Linked DNA regions of Homo sapiens: region 1 is linked to region 2. The links are chromatin contacts, found by Hi-C or POLR2A ChIA-PET in ENCODE. All regions are on one chromosome and are shown on one strand. The core of a region is the stretch at or near the end of the contact, and the rest is flanking DNA. Distances in the headings are between cores, read along the strand shown. Region 1 overlaps SAMD4A (sterile alpha motif domain containing 4A). Region 2 overlaps SAMD4A (sterile alpha motif domain containing 4A).

Region 1 (6,446 bases), core at 3,834-6,333, 100 kb after region 2:
AATCTTTAATAAGGATTTCAGTCAATCTGTATTGCTTACAAATGTCAGGACAAAGACAAGCTCTCATGAAGAGTTCTGGGCACTGAAATTTAGTGGAAAAGGAGGTGATTCACATCTCCTGACCCTCCATAAAATACACATGAAATGTGGACACTTAAAATGTGTGAGAGGAAAGGAAAAACCAAGTTGAATCTGAATCAAAGAAAAAAGATTCTTACCAGGAAAAGCAGAAGTTTGTCAGTATAGGTGAAGATTTTGAAAGAGCAAGGTGAAGTTTCTCTTCAGTATGACAGACCATGATGGAAAATTTACCTCTTGTAAATCTGTGAAACACTATCAAGTAATCAAGATATATTTTTCATGCCACATGTAATAGGCTGAAAATGCTGCATGAATGTCATTAGATTAGCTAGTACTTTTGAGATGATTTTTCCATTAGCAGTGTTGGTTTATACCAAGTTATTCTTACTCTAACAGCTAACAACTAATATTTCTAGAGCACTTTACAATATGCAAAACATTTTAATGTGCATTAAATGATTAGATTTTTTCCAATAATCACATAACGTAGCCTTTGTTATCTACTAATGGGGAAAACTTTAGGTACGGAAGTACAGAAGGGCCACATGACTTCCAACTCAAATCCCAAATTCTTCTCCCTTCAGCAGTCCGTTTTTGTTTTGGTTGATGCCTACCCCAACGTCAACAGAACAAGTATCAGCCAGCAAGAGCTGCGTATGTAGTTAGAGCATCTTAACCTTGAATGTACATACAAATCTCCTAGGGTCTTGTTAAAATGCAGTTCCTGGTTCAGGAGGTCTGGGGTGAAGCCCAAGAGTCAACCCTTCTAACAAGATCCCAGTTGATGCCAATGCTACCTGTCCATGGATCTAGAATGCAATTTTTTACCATTTGTGAGTTGGTTATGCTCTCACCAGCTGAATTTCCAGACTAAAAGAAAATGTGCCTGGAGCTTTCTGCAGCTGATTCACATTCAAATGGGGCCTGAGGCTGACCCCTGACCCTCTCTTTCCTACTTACAAGGGTGAAAATGACCACAACAAGAGGCAAGCACTATTGCCCAGGAGTCAAAATATTTTTCTGGGGAGTCTTTAGGAATTCCTGCCCAGGTATCATTTGGATTGGAACCCTGGTTCAAAATATCATTTACTTTATCTAGAGAGCAGTGCAAGAGTGATCAACCCTGAGCTAAAGAACCTGAACAGAATTTTGCATGGGAATCCAAAGCAAATAAGATAATCATTGATGGGAAAAGTGAGGGTATGAATTTTGTCTTTTAAAAGCCCCATGAAAACAAAACAAGATGCTCATTCTTTTGAGGCATCTTATTAAGACCAGCAGAAGCAACAGCCAATCTAGGGAGGTTTGGACTGTCCAAGATGTGGGACAAAGTTTGGGGGAAAGTACTGAGGCAGGAAGGCAGCCCAGTGCAGTGGTTCTTGACCCTGGCTATCGATTAAAGCCACCAAGGTGCATCTAAAAGTACAAATGCTCTGACCCTGCTGCAGGGATTCTCAGTGACTTATTCTGGAATGGGACCTGGGCATCGGGGTTTTTTTTTTAAAAGGCTCAAAGGAAGTTAAGTGTACAGCCAAGGTTGAGAACCACCGGTCTAGGAGAAAACTGTGGTAGGTCACAAGATGGAAGGTGGAGTGAAGAGTTTGTATTTACGTGTACAGATAGTCTATTACTCATTCAGGGTAACTGCATTCTATAAAGTTGTTGTGAACACTGAATTATTGAATATTGAATGATTGCTTCTAGAGAAAATACAGGGCTAGGTTCGGTCACATTTTTGTCAACTTATCAATACATAATGTTGTTTTATGTGTGTTTCTGTTTAAAGATAGTTTATTTAATGTATATTATTGATTAATTAATGTTGAACTCACAACAAAGAACACTGTAATTCATACCTGAATGAAGCTTATCACAACAGCCTTCTTTTTTTCCTTTTTTTTTTTTTTTTTTTTTTTTTTTTTTTTTTTTTTTTTGAGGTGGAGTCTCACTCTGTTGCACAGCCTGGAGTGCAGTGGCACGATCTCGGCTTACTGCAACCTCTGTCTCCTGGGCTCAAGCAATTCTCCTGCCTCAGCCCCCCGAGTAGCTAGGATTACAGGCATGCAACACCATGCCTGGCTAATTTTTGTATTTTTAGTAGAGACAGGGTTTCACCATGTTAGCCAGTCTGTGTCCAACTCCTGACCTCAGGTGATCCACCCGCCTCGGCCTCCCAAAGTGCTGGGATTACAGGGGTGAGCCACCACACCCAGCCTTGGGGGCCATTTTAAATGGTGAAATTGTCAACAGAAAGCACAACAATGTGAAAAATATGGCACTAAATAGACCACAAAAAGGACACTTGTTTATAGTAGAGAGCTGAAACAAGAAAGCAGCGCTTCACTTTGCTCCACCTTAGCTGGGAGCAAGTGCATGGGGAGACTTGAATTTTTGGCTACTGTATTTGTGTCTGTGTATGACCATGAAAAGGCCACGAGTATTGACTCAGGTTCCAAATGAATTTTAGCAATATGTGAGTTTACAAATATAGAATCCATGAATAATGAGGGTCAATGGTATATAGACATGTAGATGAACACGCACGCGCACACACACACAGACACACACGCACTACCTAGTTTGTATAACAGGTGAGGGGGAACCAGCAGTAAACAGGAGCAAAGGGAGCCCAGCCTCTGGATCTGAGCTGGCATCTGGGCTCAGCCCAGCCCTCCTGATCACCCTCACAGCCTGTTCTTTTTGCTGCTGGGGTCTGTAGCTCCAGACAGCCCTCTCCATTTCATATCCAATAAGAAATGAATGCTGTTCAATTCCTGTCCTTAAGCTGGAACGGTCCTGGGCGCTGAATTATGCCAGGAACCTCGAGCTTGCTGTGTCTCTGGAAGTCTTTTATTGCACAACTGATTTATAATACCCAAGTAGATGAGTTGAGAGCAATTACGTAAATGCTGTTTCTCTGGGGCAGAGAAGAACGGTACGGTTTAAATGAAAAATGCAGTGCCAAGTCAAAAATTCAAATCGTTATGTATAATTACAGACCACAGTAAATCAATTTTACAAACACAGTACCAATCTCACCATGTTCCAACACCCACAGGGTAAGGTTGTGATGGTTTAGAATTTGGTAAGAGGCTGAAGGTGAAGTGAAAGTGGGAATTGGGGTGTTGTGGAGCCTCCAGAGCTTGTCTGAATCACATGGCGATTCAATCAAATATAATTAAGGAGCCAGGAGAGCCTAAACCATCCAATTTCTCCTAATTAACAACAAAAAAATCATCTAATTAGTAGTGTAAACTCAAATTCTGGTTTTTTTTTTGAATGGTCATTTATGTGTATTGTTGCATTTGACATGTAGATTGAATGCTTTAATGAAAACAAGAACCAATTCCCTAATCAGTAAATTGCCCTCCTCACTGCCATGCTGAGAATCTGCTGTTCTCCTCCTTTTATCAAGGAGCTAAGTTAAGAATTAGTCAGGGCTACATAATACATTTCTAATTATTTACAGCCCTTCTCCTGAAACTAGAAAGAAAAGAAAAAAATACTGTTTGATCAAGGCAGAGTTTAGGGTTTCATACTCAGAGAAATCCTAGTCATGCATGTGGCTGCAAGGCTCTGCTGGCCGTAGGATTTAGGCATCCTCTGATGATGCCTGTCCTTACCTGATCAGTGAGAGCCACTGTTCCATGTTATCTGGGAGCCTTTAAGCTTCAGTGGCAGTGAAGGAAGACCTGGCCTGCGGTTCAGCTCAAGACAGGAGTTAGTAGACACAGTTTTAAAATATCCTTTGGTACCTCCATTCAAGCAATTGACTCACTGCTCTTCTTGACAAGTGCTGGTAGCAACAAGGTGTAAAAGGACACCCTGATGATTTGTTCAGCGACTCTGGCCATCTCCTTGGGACTGATGCTCTGAGAGGGTCTTGGTGGCTCAGTCATGAAATCCTGGCTATTTGAAGTTCCAAACTTGGATGGTCTTGCTGGTTCCCACACTCAGTAGCAGTCTAGGTGGTGCCGTTAAGCGCGGGATGGATGCTGTATTGCATAAACCTCAGAAGCACTTTCTGCATAGGCATGTGAGCTGATGAAACAGCACTTACAATTTGAGAGTTATCTTTTAAGAAAAGGGTAGGAGGCAAGTTTTTGTCATCTAGCTTCCTGAGTTTCTCTACTATCTCGCTTCTCTACACACAGTGACTGGAGCATTTTTACAGATACGTGGGAACATTAAAAAAGAAATATCGGCTTAAATTCACTCCTGGCCACTTGCTTAACTCCATTATTTTCCCTACTTGGTGAAATAATAAAATTCTACAGTTCTGTCTAAACTCATTTCTAGAAATATCTTCATTTTATGTGGATAGAAATTCATGGACAAACTTAAGGGTTTAGTATAATGGTAGATACAAAAAGAAACAGTACAGGAAAGTAGAAGTTAACCCAGTATGAAGGAGACTTCAAAATAGCCAGGTTGATCCCATCGTTTCTTGAATTAGCCTACACATTTGCTTCAAAGGTGGAAAATTGCTTTCATAGTTGATGGAAGTTGTCATTGGTTTTGATAGGATGGAATGAGAGGATTGAGGTAGTGTCCTTTTAGGATTTCTTGATTTGAAGCTAAGTGTGGATGAAATTTACTGATTTCTATTTAAAGTATATACATATTGGCTTCTTGTCTAGGTATTTCATAAATAATGACAATGTAAAGTCAAACAGCCGTTATCTAAAATAGATTTTCTACTGGATGACACCCAGTTTTGCCATTATAGAGGCTGACAAAAGAGGACAGATGAAATATACCAAAGATTAGTGCAATAATAAAAGTCTGCCAGAAGCATTCTAATTTATTTCTTAAAAGCTCAAATGTTTAAGTGATAATGTGAAGGCAGAAACATACATCTTTGCTCTGCCCAAAAACTGAGCCATCTGTAGAGTAGTAAGAGCTGACACCAGTGACAAGGACTCACGGTACTAGGAAAGCCTCCCCATGTGCTTTTCCCTGCATCAGAATGCTTTCATTTCAGTGCTGAATAAAAACGAGATGTCATGGGGGAAAGAGGAAGTTAGCTGTGTGTATTTGTCATCCCTGTTGTGATGTTCTTTGCAGCTTTTTCTTCTTCTAGAGTCTCCCTTTGGTCTGATTTGCATAGGCAAGTATACACTTTCTTTTCACCGAAAGTGTGTGGCTTCCTCCTTGGGCTTGTCAGGAACATCCCGTCCACCAACCACATCTTTGCTTTGTAGCATGTTCTCTCTTCTTCCCCCGGAATGAGGTGGAGTCCAAAGTCTGTTTAGGGGAATCGTCTTCTGGTGTCCAGATGTTCTAAGCACTGGTTTTTCAAGCCTTTGGTCAAGAAGCAGAGAGCAAGCATGCAGAGTTGAGGCTTTTAACCTTTCAGATTGGCTTTTAATCTATTCCCTGAAGCAGTGATGACAGAGCATGTTATTTTTAACCTTAGTGATTAATATTCCCCTCTCTTCCTCTCCCTTCTACCCCACTTACACAAATCTGGTGTTATTTTTTTTGTTGTTTGTTTGCATGATGTCACTGATCAAATACTCTGGTTTTGTATGTTTCAAAATGTATTCTTGAAGTACTATTAATCTTTTCTTCTCCAAAGATTCCCACCACAGGGCTTCAGATTACTGGTTGTGACACCACAAAACCAACTAAAGAAGAGGAATCCAGGGTGTAATATCATTTCACCACTGAGCCTTGCTTAAAATGTTGACTTTTTTAAAGCAAATGCCTGGAATTATTTATACAAGTGGTGTTAGCAGAACATTCTTTGAAAATTGAAAGCCTTTAGTGGTTCTTAGATGCTCTGAAACTGGTGTTATCGAAAAAATTTGTGGGATAGAAACTGGAATATCCCTGAGAAGCAGGCCGAAACCTAACAAAATGAACAGAAACACCCAACCCTTCCCAATTCCTTTGAAACAATCACCTTTTTGTAGCTAGCAGTGGGCTGAGCTTTTTCTTCTTTAGACTTGATAAGTATCAAACTATCTCCTGCAGCAAAACTTAAGAATTATATGCTGTGAAGCCTCAAATTTTTGTTTTCAGCAAAGGTTCTAGTGATACTTCTGAATTTCTTTGGGGAATGAGCCTAGAAAATATTGTTAAAGTAACAGATGAGTAAAATTAGCAACATAGAAGTAAAATTCTGCCCTGCTTTGTCCTAAGTATGTGGACACACAGCATACATCACCTGAGTCACAGGGAATTGGCCAGGACCTCTTAATTCAAGAAGAATATTGTAAGATATTTTAAAATAATGTGCAAACACTTGGCATCCTCATTCTACCTTTTAAAACCCCTAAATTGCTATGACTTATTTTTATAAGGTTTAGTTGTGCTAGCTATTTGGATTGAATTATATCATGTGAGCATCTTGAAATTTG
Region 2 (6,131 bases), core at 3,240-5,739:
GGGAGGGTGGGGACAAGGATATGCCTAATTTGCACTTGCTGAATTCGAGGGAAGGATAGGTATCCATGTAGAAATGTTCTGAACATAGCTGGGGGATAACAACATGGGAGGTCCCAGTTATTACTGCAAAACCTCTTTTAGAGTCTCTTGACCTAGAATGTTATCATTCTTTCCATTCTTCCTGAAACATTAGAAGGAAATGGACTATGGCTGCCCAGGGCCCCTTCTCCTCTAACTTAACCAGGAAGAAAAGAGAAGAATGGTTCTGTTTTCATAAGTTAGTGTGAGGGGACAATCTAACAGACAGTATCTGAGAGGAACTGGTTTGATTTCATCCACTCTTATTTAATTCCTTTTTTTTTTCTTTTTGAGATGGAGTCTCACTCTTGCTCAGGCTGGAGTGCGGTGGCGCGATCTTGGCTCACTGCAAACTCCGCCTCCCGGGTTCTAGCGATTCACTTGTCTCAGCCTCCCGAGTAGCTGGAGCACAGGCGCCTGCCACCGCGCCCGTCTAATTTTTGTATTTTTAGTAGAGACAGGGTTTCACCATGTTGGCCAGGCTGGTCTCGAATTCCTGACCTTGTGATCCACCCACCTTGGCCTCCCAAAGTGCTGGGATTACAGGCGCAAGCCACCGCGCCCGGCCCACTCTTATTTAATTTCTATTATGCCCTCTCCGGTCACGTGATAACTTACATGCCAGTGTGCGATGTGGGAAAGAAAAAGAAGGCATCAGACATCACGGAAGGGCTCTGTATATTTCTCTTTCGGAACCACCTCCATTGACCCTTATTACACAAACCCTGACTGAGCCAAGGAGCCCAAACAGTGCAGATCTAAGAACTTTCGAAGACTACCTGCCCTGACAGCTATTTCAATGCTAGCGGGGAATTTCAGCAACAACCAATTTAACTGAGCACAAATGATGTGCTGACTGAAGTTTGGTAAAAAGCATGTAGTTGAGATTCAAAAGTAAATGCTGTCTCCTCTCTGAGTTGCTTGTGATTGTTAATAGACTGAAAACTGACCAAATTGGCAAGAAAGCAAATAGTTTTACTTATATGGCTATACAATTATCCTCAATTACTAAATTCAGTTGGTGAGCACCATAATTACTTTGTAATATAAAGGGCAACCTGGGGAGAAGAGATTTTTTTTTTTGTTGTTTGGAGGTAAGTGGCCATAAATAACTAAATCAGAAAGGATACAGCACGGATATACAGTTTTTGTTGTTGTTGTTGTTTTTAAGTATCAGAAAAATAAATACAACCTTTCAGGATGCTTTGCAAATGTAGGGATTTTGTCACTAATAGAAGTCTTTGAAATACATATCTGGAATGACAGCAATAGTCAGTCAGTGTGTGCTTCAGGATGAATTTATGACCTGAATTTGGTTTCCCATGCTTTCTTTAACACTGTGCTACTATGGCAAAGTTATCATTTCTTTTTTTTAACACCTAACCATTTTTCTGGTGGATGGCTTCCTATGTCCCCCTCCCCCCAGCTCTTTCCCCACAGCCCATAAAAGGTTTTCAGGAGATTAGGCAATCCCCAAAACTGCCAATGATAGTATTTTGCTAATTCTATAAATATTTCTGTAGACTTCACTCCAGTGAGACATAATTTCAGCAGTTGGAGTAATGGGCTTTCCTGCTGTTGCGTGCATTCAGATCGAAAGCTCTCTGACTTGCTGCGCAATTACTCCTATGTTTCTGCATTTCTGCTTCGTGACATTCTGTCATTAGTCTTCCCTGCACCAGGGTGTGAGGTTGTAGGGAATGGAATGTAAACATTGTCATTCTGAGATGAGCTGCCCGAAAGTTCAGCAGTGAAAATAGCAAGAATAAGTTTCCTTCCAGAACCTGGCAAAGCCATTTTGATTTGTTTGTGAACCCAGGTGGGGCTTGTTTATTGACAAACTGTGATTCTTCAGATCACCAGGTGATGTTTACAAAATGTAATGTTAAATCCCTCCATACCTCTTTAAAAATGTGTCCCCATATTTGCAAGTTTCTCAGAGAAAGGGCCACATAGTTAAGCAGCTGCTGGTTTGAAATGTAAAGTACTTAGAAAGTACCTAAGGAAAAGAGCTTTATAATAAATTTTTTAATCAAAATTTTGAACTCACCTTGTGCAGCTTTGCTCACGGGGCATGTTCAGCTCATGACTAATGGTCACTCTTACTTGACTTTGCCTATTTTCTTCCCTACTTCATTTCCCCCATGCATTGTACCTTTAAATTGTCCCGCTCTAATTTGGTATCTCTTGACTTCTGCTTCAAACTTTTAGTTGTTTCCGAAGCATGCTAAGCAAAGTCTGTGTTTAGCTCCTGACCGAGGCTTGGTGTTGACTGTGGGACATACTTACAGAATAGCAGCTCTACTGCTAGGTGTGTGTGTGTGTGTGTGTGTGTGTGTGTGTGTGTGTGTGTGTGCGCGCGCGCGCGCGCGAGTGCGCACATGTGCATGCATGAGGGACAGAAAGAGACATCTTGTTTTTTTTTAGACTCTAGCTTCCAGGAGGTCAGGAAAAATAGTGGCTCTAGTTTAATTAACATCCTGTTTTAGCACCAGTTACAGGGTCATTACCACAGTAAATGTTAGATGTTAGACTTTATCTCTTCTCCATCAGAATTTCACTTTCCACAGGATACTGTATTTCTTTCAGGCTAATCTATATTTTAATGGCTTCTAAATTGTCAATTGAGATGGTAATTAGTTCTAATTTAGTGATAATGCTGTGAACATGGAGTAAGAAGCTAATTGACATGGCATGCTACCAACTAGAATTTTATGAACTAAAACTTCTTATCTCTTGCACAACAGTGAGTGTTCTCATTATAAAGGTGCCATTCAGGAAGGGAGAGTGGCTTTGCCCACAGGTGTTCGGTACCTTGTGGATACGTTGCTGATTGCTAGGTGATGGCCAACTTTGACTTTCCAAGTCGAACGGGTCTCCCTTAAACCTGCTTTTGGAAACTTGTACTAAAAACCCCTCCTATATGCATATTTAGTTAGGACATGTTTGTTTCCAGTTGCGTTTGTTTTTCCTACTAGATATAAGGAATTCCTATGGAGGCTGAGGGATATACAAGCAGGAGAACAGCAATTCTCTGTTCAACACATCTGGATTCTGGTAGAATAGCAATACATTCACTGAAAAGTTCTTAATAGTTTACAGAAGACTTGCACATATGTGACTTCATTTGATCTCATAATTGAAGTCAGGGCAGGCATTATTATACCCATTTTAGAGCTGAAGAAACAGAAGTTCAGGGAAGTTAAATAGTTTGTCCGTGATTATTTGACTGGGTAAGTGGGAGAGCCAAGCCAAGGACTGGAGTCTTCTGACTCTTGCTTCAGGGTTTTTCTCCCAATTACATCTTATTTCTCTGACCTGTTCATCCATATAATCTTATTCTGTAATTCTAAGCAATTGCTATTTCCTTAAAAATTCGGAAAAATTACATAACTATAACTCAACTAACTCATTACCTTTTTACATCCAACCCCCAGACTCTGGAATTAAATTTTCCTTCAGTACTTACCCTACCCTAGCTCAAGCTCAGAAAAACTGTCTTGGAAAAAGAGGTAAAAAGGACAGAAAGTAAAGAGAATCAGATTGAGGGGTGCTTCTGACTTTTTTTTTAAAGAAATTTTGTCATACAACTCCCCTAAGATGTGAGTCCTAAGGTTAACCAGAGTAGTTTTTCAAAGACGCAGCTTGTCCGTTACATTTGCTGCTCCGTGGCTGATCCTGTCCTGGACTAGCCTACCAGAACGTTCTTTAGCCCATTCATTAGATGATCTAGCTCCTGAATATCTAGCACACAGACAGTCTTAATCCCTGATTTGTGTTTGTGTATGTGTTTGACTCTGATTTGCCTTTCAGATAGATTCCTTAGAAGCTCTACCAGAATGTGGACAGGAAAACAGTGGTGTGAGACCCTAACAAGTCAGCTCAGCTTTTTGTCAGCGGCTGTTACTGCCTGGGCAGGGTAGAAGTCATTGTTGAAGATGAGGTCTTTCGGTTACCAGGCAGTTTTTTACATCCTTCCTTGCCCTCCTCCTGCTCCTTTAAACCAGTGGGAGATGAGAAAGCCGAAGCTTTATCTGTGTCTCTCTGTTAGTTTATTTGTAAACTGCAGGTCAAAAAGTAATATTATGTATAAAATCCAGACTAGACAATTGCTCGTTTCATGCAGAGAGGGTTTTAAAGGAAATCAGCTGACTTCCTGACTTGCTGAATGAAGTGTGAGTTTTAGTTTCTGTCCTGTTAGGAAATGACATGTGAATAGAGTTCTTGTATAAGCAGGCTTTTATTTTTGTCAATGGTTGGAAATTTGGGAAAAAGAGAAGAGAGGTCTGTTTATTTTAGCATATCAAGATTCATTTCTGTGGCACACACGCAGAAATGGGTATTTCTGAGTCTTGGTGGTCTCGGGCCTTGAAATTCCATTTCCTCTCCTCTCCTTCTCCCAGAGTTGTTGGATTGCCATAGCAACATGACTCCTCCCCCACAACCCTGTAAGAGTAACTGGTTACAGATTTAGCAGCAAGTCAGGCCGAGATCAAAATCCAAATATAGGGCCCTGATCACAGAAGGTGGGAGGACTGAGGCCGAAGACTGCTCTGTGTCCCTTCCTGGGGCTGCATGTGAAGTGACAGGCGCTTTGCCCGGACGGTCTAGGTGGTGCTGCTTGGAGACTCCGCCGGCCTTCATGAGCATCACTGCCATGTCACAGAGGGGTCTGCACCAAGGAAGGGAATTGAATAATGGCATGGATGAAGAATATTTACTGCAGCAGTATAACTCTGCATCAGATGAAATTGCTGATGCTCTGAAAGTCAAGCATGAGACTATTGGGGAAGCAGCTATGGAAATAGGCCTTCAGTAGGTGCTATAAAAATAAAGCATGCTCTGTCCCCAAGAATGCTTCCTAGGGGAGTCTTTGGGATGCTGAAAATGGTGATAATCATATCAACAATTGCTCATGTTGATTGAGTACTTAGTGTGTACCAGGCATTGTACTAAGTACTTGATAACTCATTTAATCCTCCTAACAACCGTTTGACCTATGTGCTGCTATTTTACAGATAAGGAAACTGAGGCACTGGGAAGTTAATGAACTGCCTCAAAGTTATGTAGCTTGTAAGTGGCTGAGCTGGGATTTGAACCTCTACAGTGTGGCTCCTTAATCCAGGTTCTTCATTCTCATAGTATTGTCTCTAATGGATCTGTATGGGCTCATAAATAGGGTGTTCAAGGAACCTTAACTGTAGTTTTGGTTTTTTTTTAAACACAAATATTGTTACAGGTTGAATTGTGTCCTGCCTCCCCCAGAATGTCAAAGTTCTAACCTCCAGTAGTTATGAATGTGACCTTCTTTGGAAATAGGGTCTTTGCAGATGTAGACAAGTTAAAATGAAGTTATGACGTGATGGTGGGCCCTAATCCAATGTGACTGGGTATCCCTATAAGAAGCCGACAATGCCATATGAAGAGAGACACACAGGAAGAGCACCAGGTATTAATAATCACAGAGGCAGAGATTAGAGTGAGGCAGCTGCAAGCCAAGCAATGCCCAGGATTGACGGCCACCACCAGAAGCTTGGAAGAGGCAACGACAGATTCTACTTAGTGTCTCAGGGAGAGCATGGCCCTGCTGACACATCTTGATTTCAGACAACCTGATTTGTTTTCAGAACTGTGAGAATAAATTTCTGTTGTTTTAAGTTACCCAGTTTGTGGTATTTTACAGTCATCCTAGGAAGCTAATACAAATATGTTTTTATTGTACCAGATTCAATCAGTAAGCCCCAGTATGGCATACAGAGTGATACATGAATATTTCGTTTTATCTGTCCCTTCCCATCTTATTGGTAACTGCTAATGACAGTTTATCTCCTTTCTATGCATGTATATTTATGTTAGTTTTTATATAATGAACCTATATTATATTCATTTTCTGCTATTCTTTTTTTTCTTTAAAGCTTACTGGTATATTCTGGAGATCTCTAAGTATTTGGCTTAAAAATTTTTTTTTCAATTGCGGTAAAATACAGTTTATCAACTTGGCCATTTTTAAGTGTACAGTTCAGTGGTATGAAGTGCATTCACATTGTTATGCA

What was found. A loop is a pair of places that touch in the nucleus more often than their neighbours do. ChIA-PET counts read pairs that join two places held with the same protein, here RNA polymerase II (POLR2A). Pooled maps may share reads with other maps.
Region 1: a map of naive thymus-derived CD4-positive, alpha-beta T cell shows a loop between it and region 2 (1.8-fold over the local background). The contact joins two enhancer-like sites. A Hi-C loop is called at or near these places in 1 of 168 maps with a recorded cell type or tissue (naive thymus-derived CD4-positive, alpha-beta T cell), 8 of 37 single-sample maps with no recorded cell type and 14 of 50 pooled maps. POLR2A ChIA-PET finds 5 or more read pairs at or near these places in 2 of 52 experiments (activated CD4-positive, alpha-beta T cell and activated naive CD8-positive, alpha-beta T cell).

Annotation. Positions count from the first base shown.
Region 1 is chr14:54,725,193-54,731,638 of GRCh38, forward strand. All of the region lies in intron 3 of SAMD4A (sterile alpha motif domain containing 4A), which reads left to right. Among named protein-coding and RNA genes, the nearest start is that of SAMD4A-AS1, 41 kb to the left of the region's middle. RefSeq lists a silencer at 5,179-5,473 and enhancers at 5,260-5,379, 5,480-5,559. Within about 2 kb of position 5,084, at least 11 of the 41 ENCODE cell types and tissues checked have a DNase peak (open chromatin) inside an H3K27ac peak, as active enhancers do.
Region 2 is chr14:54,623,627-54,629,757 of GRCh38, forward strand. The region is part of intron 2 of SAMD4A (sterile alpha motif domain containing 4A); the gene reads left to right. It overlaps LOC112268133 (a long non-coding RNA gene), which reads left to right. Exons shown (of 2, transcript XR_002957606.2): 2 at 1-6,131. Among named protein-coding and RNA genes, the nearest start is that of SAMD4A, 60 kb to the left of the region's middle. Within about 2 kb of position 4,490, at least 26 of the 41 ENCODE cell types and tissues checked have a DNase peak (open chromatin) inside an H3K27ac peak, as active enhancers do.